Regions from separate parts of the Mus musculus genome. Here regions 1 and 3 are each linked to region 2. A link is a loop called in an ENCODE intact Hi-C map of the cell type or tissue named here. Cell type or tissue: heart. All regions are shown on one strand. Region 1 holds the start of Stil (Scl/Tal1 interrupting locus). Region 2 has its middle 8.4 kb from the start of Pdzk1ip1. Region 3 overlaps Stil (Scl/Tal1 interrupting locus).

Region 1 (5,000 bases), 99 kb before region 2:
AGAGAGAGAGAGAGAGAGAGAGAGAGGGGATTCAGGGTTTACAGGATGCATCCCATGATCAAGTGAAGCCAGGGGAAGAACTCAAAACAGAAACTAAAGCAGAGTCTTCGGAGGAATGCTTCTTATGGAACACTGCTTATCAACTTGCTCAGCTACCTTCCAGCCCAGGTCAACCTGCCTAGGGATGGGACTACTCACAGTGGGCTGGGCCCTCCTATATCCAATAAGAGTTAATGAAATCCCACACAGGCATGGCCTTTGGCCAAACTGATCTGGACAGTTACATGTGTTTCCCTCATTCCAGGTGACTAGTTTCATGTTAACAGCTGAAGCTAACTATGACAGGATGGAAAGAGAATAAGGAGAAAAAAAGATCCAAGCCAGGCATGGTGGCACATGTTTTTAATCCCCGCCCTGAGAAGGATCTCTGAGACTTTGTGGTCAGCCTGATCTACATAGTGTTTCACAACACCTAGGGCTACATATACCCTGTCTCATAAAAGAAGAAGAAAATGGAAGGAAGGAAGGAAGGAAGGAAGGAAGGAAGGGAGAAAGAAAGACAGAAAGAAAGAGAAAAGGAGAAAGAAAAGAAGAGGAAGAGGAGGATGAGGAGGAAGAGGAAGAAGAAAGAGCAGGAAAAATAAGAAAGAAAACTCCATTCTCCAAAACTAATTGATGTTAGTGTCTTTTTCCACTTGGGCCAGTATAACAGAATACCACAGACTGGGTAGTCTTTAAATAACAAAATTTCTCATAGTTATGGAAGTGATGAAAGCTAATATAAAGGCACTGGTCAATTCAGTATCAGGTGAGGGCCTGCTTCCATGTTCTTATGACGTCGAGGGTAGAAAGGAAAAAGTAAGTACTCTGGGGATCTTGTACATGAGCAGGACTCCTACACGGAAGTACTGTTGTTCATGATCTACTCATCCAGTCGTCCACTTTCTACCATCCCCTTGGAAGTTAAGATTTTGACAGCCTTCATGCCAGCACTTAGGATGAAGAGGCTGTGAATTTCAGGTCAGCAGGGCTACATAGTGAGATCATGCTCAAAAACTTTTTTCCAACATGTGAACTTGAACACAGTTACTGGGACACGGTTACTCTACAGCAGTTAGGATATAGAATTGTGAATGAATTTTTCCCATTATAATTAGCTTTATTTATATTATATATTTATATAACATTATATCCCTAATGTACAACAAATATATATAATATAATTATAATTAGTATAATTGTACATTGTATAATTGTAACACTTATATATTGTACCACTAAACTATATACACAGCCCCAAATAATACTTTTTTTTTTTTAAGTATGATACAGTTGAAATGGTTCTCTGTGAAACAAATAAGAGCAAGACAGCAGTCTTTCTCTGTAAAGGTCAGTAGCCACAGAAACTCCAGTGTCTTGGTGTACAATATATATTTAAATAAGGATCAAAGAATCGCACAGTATGAAGTCAGTCTATTTAATCTGGCAGGCAATCCAGCAATAATTCATACTGGGTTTGGATAATTACCTCTTATTACCTAGCCTGTAAAACAGTACTTTCCTTGTTTTATGCTTGCCACATCATTTAAACTTATGATCACTTAACACAAAGTTCAGTGTGTAACAGGTCCTTGGTAGCATTTGTAGTTCTTATTTCTATAATGAAATAAAGTATAATCTTTAGCCTTTTGTGACTTAACAAATCAGTTCCCCTAATCTCTTCAAATATGGGATCATGGTGTTCCTTTATTAGTAATGTTAACTTTAGAATACCTAGTGCAGCAATATTTGACTGCCTTTTAATAAACTGACACACTCTCATTCATAACAGTGTACAATATGTAGATAAGGAAAATGAATTTCAGGAGACTAAATGGCACCATTGGGCTGGTTGCATTTAACATTACTCAAAGAAAATATTTAAAGATACCCGGAAATACAAGCTTTCTTAAAAATAAATCGTCTTTCCAATTTTAAAATAAAGCCATTAAAATTTTCATTTTTCAGAAGCCTTTTATTGGGTCTCATGTTGCAACACTAGGGGGCAGCACAGAAGAGTACTTCCTGCCAGCTTAAAAAAGTGAGGTAATAGCCTGGTTTTATAGCAAGGAGGACTATGTAGATGTGGCATGCAAATGAAGAATTGTATTTGCACCAGTCACAGCAGTATTTCTAGTCCCATCAGTCACAGGCCTCGTTTTGCACCAAAATAAGCTTTCTGCTGAGCCATAGGAGAAATGCCTATCCATATGACCTAGGTGAGCCAGGTCCTCTGGTGTTCTCTGAGGCTCATCTTAAATGGTATCCCCCAGAAATAGTGAAGGTTCTCGGGTGCAGTCGTGCTGGAGAAAAACTGTGAAGTGTTGTGCAGTGGCAGTAAAGAATCTACAGGTGGGCCATTTGGGCATGATGGAATATCCTGTAACCCACTCTACTCAGGAGCCTGGGAGCCTCTCTACTAAGGAGCCTCTGTACTCAGGAGACTGCAAGTTCCTGGCCAACCTAAGGACTTTACTAAGACCTTGACTCTGAAGAAAAAATGGGCTGGAGAGATGGCTCAGCAGTTAAGAATGCTCTTGGAGAGGTCCTGAATTCAATTACCAGCAACCACATGATGGCTCACAACCATCTGAAATGGAACCCTATGCCCTCTTCTGGTGTGTCCGAAGACAGCTACAGTGTACATGTATACATAAAATAAATACTTCTTTAAAAAAAAAAAAAGGAGGAGTTTGGGGGCAGAGGATGTAGCTCAGAGCACTTACTTCCTTAACATGCCAATCACAATACTGCAAAGAAAACTAACTAAAAAGAACACCCGGGTTGTCTTCAGGGCAGTCATCTTGTTTGCCAAGGGCAACCATTTTCCATTTTGATATAAAGTAATTATGCACCAGAGCAGGGGATGTAGCTTAGCTAGCAAGATTTTTTTTTTTTTTTTTTTTTTTTTTGGTTTTTTTCAAGACAGAGTTTCTCTGTATAGCCCTGGATGTCCTGGAAGTCACTCTATAGACCAGCCTGGCCTCGAACTCAGAAATCTGCCTCCCGAGTGCTGGGATTAAAGGTGTGCGCCACCACACCCAGTTTTTTTTTTTTTTTAGTAGTTTTTTTTTGTTTTGTTTTTTGGCTAGCAGGATTCTTATACAACATGCACAATAGTTATGGGTTCAAGCCTCAGAATGGCATAAACCAGGTGTGGGGCCCACCCCTATAATCCCAACACTTGAAGGGCATAGGTAGAAAGATCTGGGTCATCCTTACTTCCATAGTTCAAGATCAACATGGACTGTATGAGACCCTGTCTCAAAACACACAAGTATTTATGCATAACATTACATATACATCCTGCTTAGAAGTCCAGTGCCAATAAAATGTTTAATTCACCATTTGCTGACACTTGAGTTCTCATGATGCTTCAGCTTCTCCGATGTTTCCTCTTGTTTTTCCTGATTTTTTTTTTTTTTTCTAAGACAGGGATCTCCAAGACAGCCTTGGCTGTCCTGGAACTAGCTCTGTAGACCACGGTGGCCTTGAACTCACAGTGGTGGGATTAACGGTGTGCACTACCACAAGCACTGGGTTTCATAACCTTTTAAGATTTATTTATGGGCTATGCATGTGTGGCAGCCAGGGATGGGTGTGCCCAAGGAGGCCAGAAGACAACTGTGATCTATCTAACCAGGATGCCGGCAACCAAGATGATCTGCAAGATCAGCAAGTGCTCTTAACCACTGAGCTATCTCTACAGCCCCAGATTTTACCTGTTAAAAGTATTTACTTAGTGTGTGGTGCTAGTCACTCAACCCAGGACCCTGCACATGCTGGGGTCCTACACTACTACTTAGCTGCATACTAGCCTCCCAGAACAGTCTCAGATATACAGAAAATAAATGAAGCACACCTCCCACGCACTTTCCTCTTTTTTTTTTTAACATCTTATATAAGTATGTACATTTGTTTCTATTAACCCAACATTGATACATTATTAATTTAAAGTCTTTTATGTATTTAGATTTTTACCTGCCTTTTAAAAAATACACAAAGTTTAATGTAACATGAACTAATCCTAAGAACACGTTTGCTACCTTCCCCTAACACTATAGACGTGCTTCCTTTTTAATTTAAGTCTTTTCTTGTTTTGTTTTAATTACAACGAATGCCTGATCATCTCAAAGATCTCCAACATGGACCTCTGGCAGCACGCACACATAAATCACACACCACAACTGTCCCCAATATCAGCACTGGAAATAAGTATAAATAGCCACCAGTATTTTCTGTTCAACGAGAAGGAATTTCCCAAAATTGGTAAGATCGATCATATTTTAGAAACAACTTAAAGCAAATTTAACCTCCTCTATCTCTGATCATCTAAGGGCTTGAAAACTTTTTTTCTCCTGAGACAGGGTCTCATGCAGACCAAGTTGGTCTTTGATTTGCTTCGTAGCTTAGAAGACCTCTCTGCCTCCACCCACCTCTTCAAAGCTGGGACTAAGGCGGCGCACCACCACACTCGACTCTAGTCTTTTGAGACAGGGTCTCTAAATAATTCCAGCTTGTCTCTAACTCGTGGCGAGCCTCCTGTCTCAGCACCTGCCTCGGAAGAGCGCAGGAATTACAGGGGAGAACCAAGCTTGGCTAAGTGGATCCCAGCAGTCAGACCACAATCTGTGCAGGAAGCACTTCCAGCAAACCAGCCGGGATTTCTTTTTTTAACTGCGCATGCGTTTGGCCAATGCCAGCCAAACCGGAACTTAACCGTTGACCAAATGAAGGTTTAAATCCTCTGAGTAGTGACACAGAGCTGCGATGGCGCCCTCGGTTCTTTAAAGAACCTTGGGATAGGGCGAGCGCTAATCCCAGGCTGGGCTCCGATTGGTCGTCACAGCAGTCTGCAGTTGAGACGTTGCGTGACGACCGTGGTACCGCCCCTGCAGCGGGACTGGCCGGGCTTCTGGCCAATCAGCAGGCGCGGCGCGCCCTTTGGTTCCCTCCAGCGA
Region 2 (5,000 bases):
AATGGTGGGAAAGAAACTGGGGCTGAGACTGAGGAAGCCCAAACTTGTGTTCTCAGTCTCCTGTCAGCCTACTGTTTGACCTTGGGAGAGTTGCTGTCACTCCAAGCTCCATGATCTTGTGTGGAGGATTTGCCTCATCTCTGGCAAAGCTAGAACAGAACCCAGTCCTCACCAGTATTCTGATCCTCAGCCCTGGGTGAGATGGGAATCAGGGAACGTGGTCTGGCAGAGGAGAGAAGACACAAGTACCTTTCTGACCCGGCTCCTCCGCTGTATCTGTGTGTCTCATTGAACAGCATCTGTCCTTCTGTAGTAAAAACCTCAAATAGACACATTTCCAGACCTAGAGGCCTTTGTGGAGACGGTGGCCCGAACCCCCTTGTTTCAAGCTGTTTCTTTGCCACCTTTCTCACCATTTCACAGCATCCTTGTCAGGGTCATGGCAATTACTTTGTGGTCTAAGGCTTGCCTGAATGTCTTAAGGAGTAACCACAAATCATCTCCCTGGAGTTTAGGGTCTGGCCTGCAGCAGAGGTAGAGCTCTTAGCAACAAATGACAAGTAGTGCGTCTGTTTTAGGTTTCCCTGCCTTGCTGTGTGATCTTTACAAGTCTTTCCCTCTCTGGTCTTTAGCTTTATGGACATTGATAGTTGCTCCTGTTTGTTTGTTTGTTTTCCTGTAACTCATGCCATCTCACCTATTTCTGCCAGTTTGAAGTGTGAACACTATTCTTTTTTTCTTATCTTTCTGAAATTATTCCTTGATCAATGCAGAAAGCAAAGCCAGGAGCCAGGCAGCTCAGTTGTTTTTTTTTTTTTTTTTCCCCTGAGAAACAGGAGATAGTAGAGGCTAGGTTTTGGCTAAGGCACAAATATTCCCTTTCTTTAGTCCAGCCAGACCTGATTCCCTTGCGGGTGATCACACTCCTTCCCACCCCTGCTCTCAAGTTGTTCCTGGGAAGTGTAGGTGGGTTCAAATCAACCCCTCTCCCCACCCTATCCCCGCCCAAGTTTGCCAGGGCCAGGACGGAACCACCTGTGAGGTGTTACCAAGAGAGACTTGTTTCCTCCGAAGCTAATCCTGTCCCCCAGCAACTGCGGAGATGCCCTACCAGGCTCCTAAAGCCTTGGTGCCTGCATCTGCAGGGGCTAGGCTGATACTGACCTACAGCTCTCCTCCCCCACTCGCGTTCCCATCCTGACCAGGGGCTGGGAGTAAGGAGCGCCCGCCCCAGAACCGCCAAGACCCTCTTCCTTATCGCCAGCTCCCACCTGCCGAACTGGTCGGATCAGGAGGACAGGAGGCTGGGCCAGGGCCAGGCCGCTGCTTAATGACCCTCACGGGGCCTAATCTCAGACTGTCAGCCGCACGGTGGCTCGGTCCGGCTCCTGGTAGAAACTGATAACGCACCAGCTGGGCCCCCCACCATCTACTGGGCCGCATCCAGGGTCCCTAGGGGCGGCCTCTGGGGGCCTGGGGCGGGGCTGGAGGCGCGCGCCCCGCCCCCTCTGGGGAGGGGACCCGGAGCTCCGGAGTGACCAGGGGCGGGGCCGCACGGATTCACACCCCTGCTCATGCCCCATTCTTCGCTTTCATTGTAAGACCTCTAGGCAATCCAGTTTCTCTTTGTCTCTTTCTTAGCCTCTTAGAACGTTTTGGTTTCTGTCCTCTGTATCTGGCCCAGTCTTCTGCTCCTTCTCCACCCAAGCTTGATTCCCGCTGCTGGCTTCCTCTCTTTTCTCTTCTGCTTCTAGCAGTCAGGCAGGAAGGGAAACATCCACCCAGGCTGTACCAGGTGGAGAGAGTTTGAAGCACTTCTGACTTGAGTTTAGTCTTGAAGGGGAACTTGCTGACTGTGGATGGTTTTGATAAAGGCTGTGGAGTAAACGGTGGTTCCTGATGTGGAATGGAGTGGCAGGTGAAGGGGTTGAGTTTCAGGGCTACCTCCTTCATACTCAGAGTAATGTGCAAGAAATAGCCTATGCTTCAAGACTACTAACTACTTCAGGCAGAGCTTCCTTCCCCAGCCCAGGGGAAAGAGGCGCGTGAGGCCAAGTCACATGCTTCCTAGTCCTCCTAGACCAGCCTCAAGACAAGCACACGGCTGGAGACATCAGCACTTTCCTTGGGGCCCAGGCACCTGTTTCCTGGCAGACCTGCCTAGGGTCTAAGCGCCACAGTTTGCCCACCTTCTCAGCTTTCAGCTGCTGTCCAAGCACACGGGAGACAAGCTTGGCTCCAAGCTGCTCTGTTTATGGGATCCTTACAGTTCCAGATCACCCAGTCCCTCCCTGCCCAATGAAACTGGTGCTGTAAAATCGTCCTTGAAGGCATACTGGGAAGAAACCAGTGTAGCTGATGTGTTAACATTGCTCCTAAGACTGTCCAGGAAGTAAGGCACCTGGGAAGGTGTCTCTTCCTCCCAGGCTCCTCCCACACCAACCAGACAGCTCCAGCCTGGGGTTTTCTCCGCACATATCTTACCTGCTTCAGTGCGCCAGTGGGTTACCTCTCTATGTTCGGCTCTAGCTCCATCTTTAGGAGCCCCACAGCACCGGAACACCTAACATTAGTACTGTGACAAGGGTGGACAGGGTCAAGGGCAGCAAAGGTGAAAAGATGCAAAGGTAGGGGACTATAAACTTCAAAAGCCTGTCCATCTATATGTCTGTATTTTCCCACCCACATGGATGCGGATGTATATGTGCATGCGGACCCCTCCCCGCCACAGCGCTGAAGGTCAGCGATGGTCATCTGATACTCAGTTTTGGAATCGGCAGCTCTGCTGCCATCTGGTGGCTTTACACTCCATGGGAAAGGCTAACCAGCAGAGTTGTTTTGTTTTGTTTAAATTTATTTAAAAAAAAAGAAAAGAAAAGAAAAGAAAAGAAAAAGAAAGAAAGAGAGAAAGAAAGAAAGAAAGAAAGAAAGAAAGAAAAAAAAGGAAAAAAAAACCAAGAGATCTGGAGTGCAGGCTTGAACTTGGTGTGGTCCTCCTCAGTTTCCCGAGTTCTGGGATTACAGGTGTGAGCCTCTCTGCCTAGTTCCAGTGAAGCTTTTGAGTTCCTGGTAGGGATCTCCTTACATGCCCAGACTCAGACCTTATCTTAGGCACCTCTCAGTTGTGCCTATGTTTATTGCATCTCCTGCTATATCCTATGGGTGATATCCTCTGTTTGCTGGGGGCAGGAGAGAGGTAGGGAGAGGAAGGGAAAGAAGGAGGGGCAGGGAGAGAGAAGGAAGGTGAAAGGGGAAGGCGGAAATGAATCTCATCCCCACAGCTTCAATCCCAGGCAAGCTGAAACATGTTGGAACCAGGCACAGAGAGGTCCCTGGCTCCTGCACTAACCAGTTCCGCACCCCTCAGTCTGTGACACTTAGATGGAGAGGCCGATTTACCCAGTTTGCACAGGCATTATGAACGCCAGTGAATGGTGGTGAGGATGATAGATACTGGAGCCAGGGGACCGTGTGTGCAACAAAGCTGCATTTACAACCACAGGAAGTGGGACATGGACAGGGTCAGTACTGGAGAGGACATTGGGAATGTAGTTTTGGTCTGAGTCAGAGGTCCTTTTTTAGGCTGTGTGCTCCCTGAGTTGTTAAGAGCCCAGGCTAGGGCTGGAGAGATGGCTCAGAGGCTAAGAGCAATAGCTGAGTGCTGTTGTTCTTCCAGAGAACCGTAATTCAGTTCCCAGCACCCACACCAGGTAGCTCCAGGGACACAGTGTCCTCTTCTAATTCTGAAGGACACACCCACGCACACACCCACACATACACCCCCCCACACACACACACCAAAAAAAGCAACAGTACTTGAAGAGCCCCTAGAATTGAAATGGGGCAGTAAATGCTGTCTAACAGAGATGGTGTGAACAGTAAAGGAAACACTGTCGTGAGATCCACCAGAGAAGATCGCTCGGATATGGGTTTAAGCCAATAGAAAGTCTTTATTAACTGATTGGCCAAGGCTGAACAATGTCTTTGGTCTATGCTGTGGCCTGAAGCCATGATGATATCTGTGGTCTCAGCTGCAATAGAGGGTCTTATCTGGGTCAATGACCCTACTGCAAGTGAGATCCCTGTGTGTGAAACTGTGTGGAAGCCCACAATTCACACTTCTGTGGACAGTAAAAATCAATAAACTAGCTACTTTGGCAGTGACATCAATGACTGTGGATGCACTGTTGAGGAAGAGGGACATGGAAGAATTCTGTTAAAACCCCTACCGCCACTTCCCTCAAAACAAAAACAAAAACAAAAACCAACTAACCAACCAACCAAAAACAAAACAAACAAACAAAAAACCAAAAAACCAAAAACCAAAAAACAAAACCCAACCAGCTTAAACAAGAAGCCACTGAAGAGAACTATTAAAAAACAGTGATAGGTAGCTGTCTCCTGAAGGCTCTGCCAGTGTCTGACAAATGCAGAAGCGGATGCTCACAGCCATCCATTGGACGGAGCACAAGGTTCCCAATGAAGGAGCTAGAGAAAGAACCCAAGGAGCTGAAGGGATTTGCAGCCCCATAGGAGGAACAAAAATACGAACTAACCAGTACCTCAGAGCTCTCAAGGACTAAACCACCAATCAAAGAAATCACATGGTGGGACTCAGGGCTCCAGCTGCATATGAAGCAGAAGATGGCCTAGTTGGTCATTAGTGGGAGGAGAGGCCCTTGGTCCTGTGAAGGTTCTATGCCCCAGTATAGGGGAATGCCAGGGCCAGGATGCAGGAGTGGGTGGATTGGTGAGCAGAGGGAGGGCGGAGGGCATAGGGGGTTTTTGGAGGGGAAGCCAGGAAAGGGGATAACATTTGAAATGTAAATAAAGAAAATATCTAATTAAAAAAGAAACAGTGATAGGATGCTGAAGTGTAGCTCTCCACAATAGATGGCTTCCAGCAGGGGTGCAGGGAGGGAAGGATTCAGAGTTTGACCACATTCCAGTGAGTATATAGATAACACAAGTTGTACTATTTTTTTTTTCTGGAGGAGGTT
Region 3 (5,000 bases), 58 kb before region 2:
AGGAGCAGGGGTAGAAGAAAATTCAGTTACAGACTTGCCACTGTGGACAGCTGATGCTGTGCTAGCAAGGCCTTCTTAAACTTTCTGCAAGTGACTCCTTTAACCTGAGAGATTTTAACATGACCCTGTAAATATGAATATAAAGTAGGTATGTAAAACATTTAGTGATAACAGAGATAAAAGATACTTATAGTAATGGGATGGGTCTGATTGTTGAGTTTTACATAAAGAATTAAATCTTGGCTAAATAGTTGAAACTATAAGAGATGGCACTTTCAACTTTTTTTTTTTCTTTTGAGATAGGGTTTCTTTGTGTAGCCCTGGCTATCCTACAACTCAGTTTGTAGACTAGACTGGCCTCGAACTCAGAGATCCACTGGGATTAAAGGCATGCACCCATTATGTTTCTATAAGAATAGAAAACTTTATCTATACATATAATACATATATTTTACATACATACATACACTGTAGTTCATAACATGCAGTAATCTTTAATCTGAGCCAGTGTTTGGACAGCTTTCATTGAAATATCAAGGTGTTGATGAGCATGCAATGCAGAGTACGTGTGCTATATGTTCAGAGCAGAGGCTGCAGTGAAGTCATGTGTTGCAGGATGAATAAACACTGCCAGAAACAACTCTTGACTTCATCTTGGGAAGGTTGTTAGCAGCCTGGAACTCTCGATTCTCCAGCTTCTGCCTCCCAAGTGACAAGACTACACTCATTGGAGCTGGAGATACCGTTGAACAGTTAAGAAGGTTTTCTAGAGGATCTGTCTGAGTTTGGTTCCCAGCACTGTGTCAGGCAGCTCACAACTGCCTGTAAGTCAAGGCCCAGGAAGACTTAATGCCTCTGGCCTCCACAGGTACCCACACACACATGCACCTAATGTAAAAATAGAGTAAATCTTTGGAGGTTGGAGAGATGGCTGAGGGGTTAAGAACACTAACTATTCTGATAGAGAACCCTGGTTCTTTTTCTGGCTCAGACATGTAACAAACACCTACAACTTCAATTCTGGGGGCCTGACTTTCTCTGGCCTCACTGGGCCTTTGCATGCACATGGTACATATAAACTTACACAGGCACATAAACACATAATAACTTCAGTCATGTGCCACCGTACCTAGCCACTTTTCTCTATTTTCTCCAAGAGCCACAGGTTAGTGCTTTAACAAGAAATGCGCTTAAAGCCGGGCATGGTGGCACATGCCTTTAATTCCAGCACTTGGGAGGCAGAGGCAGGCGGATTTCTGAGTTAGAGGCCAGCCTGGTCTACAGAGTAAGTTCCAGGACAGCCAGGGCTACACAGAGAATCCCTGTTTCAAAAAACCAAAAAAAAAAAAAGAAAGAAAAGGAAAGAAATGCGCTTATTGTGCTGCTCCTCCCAGTCATTCTATCTTTTCTAATTTTGAAAGTAATAAAAACTCTAAATAAAGTTGAAAAAGAAACCAAAAACATAAAGTAATACCACCAACTAAATAATATGATAATTGTGGCTTATGAACCTTGAATTGACAAGGATCTTTTCAATTTTAAAACTTCAAATGAGCAAATTATATACTTAAATTGTTTAGATAGCCTAAAAGGTTTTTCTGCGTCAGATGTAGACAGCATCAGTAGTTTGTTTCTAACCTTCAATGAAAGATAAGTTAAAATAAAACAGTATGGTGATCTGGAAGAGCTGACACGCAAAACGCTGCTTGGGATTTACAACTTTCTTCCCAAAGAACTGCACTTCAGGTCTATGTTAAAAGTGTTGCGATGTCTGTTGACCCTGCGTGTCCTTTGCAGCAGCTCTTCAGAGCAGAGCAAAGAACCTGGTGTTCCTGTGTTCTTCCCAAATGCATTGCTGGCTGAAAGTGTGAGCATGTGCTTACAGACTGCGCCAACAGAGGGAGCCAGTAACAGCACTGAATTACCACAGGGAACAAAAGATGAGCCTTACCGGCCATCAGATAACCAGAAAATTTACCAGGACTTGTTGGTAAGTAGACCATTTTATTTTTGTGAAGTGCTTATTTAATATAAGAAATACTAGTTAAGCTTTCCATAGATTTAAACTGAATGAGATCTTGAAATAGAGTCATCTTTGACCACTAACAATAATTACAATATGTAATTGTTTAGATTTTTCGTAAATTTTGATAACATAAATGGTAAGCTTTCTAAGTCATCAGATATTTAGTAAGAGCAAACATTTGTTTGTTCTTGAAATTTTGGCTCTAAAAAAGGAGAAAAACCTATGTAATTACAAGTATACTAGGTAATTTATGGAATTTGACAAGATAATATTTAGCCTTCCTTGTGACAGTTTCCTAAAATCTTAAAGTTGTGTGCTTGAGAGAGGGCAGTTCACAAAGCTTGCTCTCTATTAGAAGACTCCCGATCAGGTGGCTCACAACCACTTACATTCCACCTACGAAGGCACACACGGGCACATAAATAAATAATAAACAAATCTTTTTTTTTTTAATCTTCAAAGGGTTAGTGATTTTTAGATGCATTCTTTTTCTTTCCATAGGGCCAAGTGAACCACCTACTAAGTAACGCCTCCCAAGAAACCGAAGAACCACCTACCAAAGCGGTAGTTACCAACCGTGAATGCGCCAAGACCCAAAATACTCACCATGCAAGGAAAAAAAGACACAATTCAGGACTGGTAGACAAAGATTGTGTACTCAGTGCAACTATTAAACAGCTAAGGAGCCTAGGAGTGAAAATCGACTCTCCCACTAAAGTGAAGAAAAATGAACAGAAAGTGGATCATGCCAGGTAACTAGGTTTTGTTTTGAAGATGAATAAATGTTAGGTATGTTGCAGCACTCCTGGAAAGTGTGTGCTTGCGTCCCAGGCCTGCTCATTTACTGTTTATTGAAAGCCTTCTGTATGTAGAATGCAAATATAAGATAAAATACAAAAGTTCCCCTTCCCTCAAATTCTTCAGTGTGTCGTAGTCATGGTTACTTTGTGTGTTTCTTTCACATTCTCCTAGAAATGTGATTTGCGTGGATGCTGGGAACTGAACCGGCTCTCTAGAAGAGCGGCAAATGCTCTTGGCACTGACGCATCTTCACAGGCCCTTCCCTGTGCCTTATAGCTGCATTATATTCTGTTGTACCCATGCACTATATAGTATGTTGAGCCCCCATGCTCTCTGAACTTTTATGTACTGTTTAAGTGCTAAGTATATGTCATTCTGCAAGTACTTGTTTAAATAGTTATAATAGGTGCTTTAGGGGGCTGGTGAGATGGCTCAGTGGGTAAGAGCACCCGACTGCTCTCCCGAAGGTCAGGAGTTCAAATCCCAGCAACCACATGGTGGCTCATAACCATCTGTAACAAGATCTGACGCCCTCTTCTGGAGTGTCTGAAGACAGCTACAGTGTACTTACATATAATAAATAAATAAATCTTAAAAAAAAAAAAAAAAAATAGGTGCTTTATCACTGCTTGCCGAATATTTATATTCATTTTAATCTTTACCAATAGTACAGGAAAATGAGGCTAACACTTTTGAATATTTTCTCTTTTAAAAAAATACACTTGTTTGCTCCTCCCTCTCTCCTCTTTCTCTCCTCTCTCCTCTCTCCTCTCTCTCCTCTCCTCTCTCTCCCTGTGATATCAGGGAACAATTTAGAGTCAGTTTTTTTCCACCATGTGGTCATTGAGCTCAACAGCAAATGCCTTTACCAACTAAGCCATCCCAGAAGCCCTGACAATTTTTTTATTTCTATACTAAGAGACAGACTCAGACGTCTGTGACCACACAGTGATTTCTTCAATCCCAAGGGCTCCAGGGCTCTCTCCTAGTCTCGGGTAACAGGCATGTATAGGATGCACATATGTACACACAGGCAAGACATTTATATACTTAAAATTAAGGTAATGCTTAAGGACAAAAAGCATGAGAAAGAACTTTATATATCTGCTTGGGTTCATAATTTCCCATGCTTCCCATGCAGAATCGTGTTTGTTTGAGCAACTCATTGTGTAGACCAGGTTCATAATTCTCTTGCCTCAGCTTCTTATTACAGGCATGATTAAGACTCCCATTAGGGAGTGAATATTGGATAATGTAATGTATTCCTTTTCTTTCTGTTTTTGCTTTCTGTTCTGTTGTACTTTGTATTTGGGAGAACGTTGGGGTTTTTTTTTTGTTTGTTTGTTTGGTTTGGTTTGGTTTTTTTAGGTTTCTTTGTTGTTGGTTTTTTTTTTGGGAGTGGGGGTGTTGGGTGTTGGTTTGGCTTGTTGTGCTTTTTAACAGGTTTTGTGTAGCCTAGATTGGCCTTAACTGATTATCCTTCCTCGGGGCTGGGATAGCAGGCCTGCAGCACCACACCTAGCTTGGCAATGGTGCTTCTTCACAATAGCCATCCTATGGCCATGCTGTTTGTAAAACTTTGAAACTGGCAAGTCAGTCAGTAATTTGCATTCAGACCGTGAAGATGGGCCACCTCCTGGTTATAATGTATGCTCTGAATCTGTGCCTGCACCATCTTAAGTCTGGGGAGTCAGTTTAGAAGCCTTCGTAAGATTAAAGTGGAAACTTTTATTAGTTTTGCAGAATGAAACTCTTTGCTATTTTGAATAAGGTAAAAAAGCTGCCTTACTTTGCCGTGTCTTTCAGTGTTTTGGCCTGCATCAGCCCGGAAGCAGTGATCTCTGGATTAAACTACATGTCGTTTGGTAATGTTGGCATGAGCAGCCTAAGTCCCACTGGTGTGGATCTGAGCATGGAGGCCAATGCCATTGCTCTGAAGTACTTAAGTGAAAACCAGCTGTCACAACTGTCTCTTGCTCGGTCAAAGCAGAATAACGGTGACTCCTCTGTCGGCCTTCTACATATTAATTCAGACAGGAGTACAGTGGGGCTTAGCTTAGTTTCACCAAGCAACATGTCATTTGCAACCAAAAAATACATGAAGAGGTATGGACTCTTACAAAGCAGTGACAATAGTGAGGATGAAGAGGAGCCTCCCAGCCACGCAGATAGT

The links. Peaks named below come from ENCODE experiments on the same cell type or tissue, not always from the same donor. Only the 100,000 strongest peaks of a DNase experiment are listed, where the experiment ranks them.
Region 1: a loop joins it to region 2, with 2.6 times the contacts of the local background. A loop is called at or near these places in 14 of 42 quality-filtered maps.
Region 3: a loop joins it to region 2, with 6 times the contacts of the local background. A loop is called at or near these places in 21 of 42 quality-filtered maps.

The regions. Positions count from the first base shown.
Region 1 is chr4:114,995,145-115,000,144 of GRCm38, forward strand. It overlaps Stil (Scl/Tal1 interrupting locus), which reads left to right and starts at 4,974. Exons shown (of 17, transcript NM_009185.3): 1 at 4,974-5,000. In heart, a CTCF peak has its summit at 2,035 (motif pointing right); a DNase peak (open chromatin) is centred at 4,887; H3K4me3 peaks cover 910 bases; H3K27ac peaks cover 912 bases.
Region 2 is chr4:115,094,577-115,099,576 of GRCm38, forward strand. No RefSeq gene overlaps it. Among named protein-coding and RNA genes, the nearest start is that of Pdzk1ip1, 8.4 kb to the left of the region's middle. In heart, a CTCF peak has its summit at 2,787 (motif pointing left); DNase peaks (open chromatin) are centred at 1,365, 1,415 and 2,065; H3K4me3 peaks cover 1,969 bases; H3K27ac peaks cover 2,533 bases; H3K27me3 peaks cover 1,220 bases.
Region 3 is chr4:115,036,541-115,041,540 of GRCm38, forward strand. Stil (Scl/Tal1 interrupting locus) reads left to right here. Exons shown (of 17, transcript NM_009185.3): 15 at 1,798-1,990; 16 at 2,528-2,778; 17 at 4,634-5,000. Among named protein-coding and RNA genes, the nearest start is that of Gm52674, 17 kb to the right of the region's middle. In heart, a CTCF peak has its summit at 1,899 (motif pointing right); no DNase peak of the experiment used is centred here.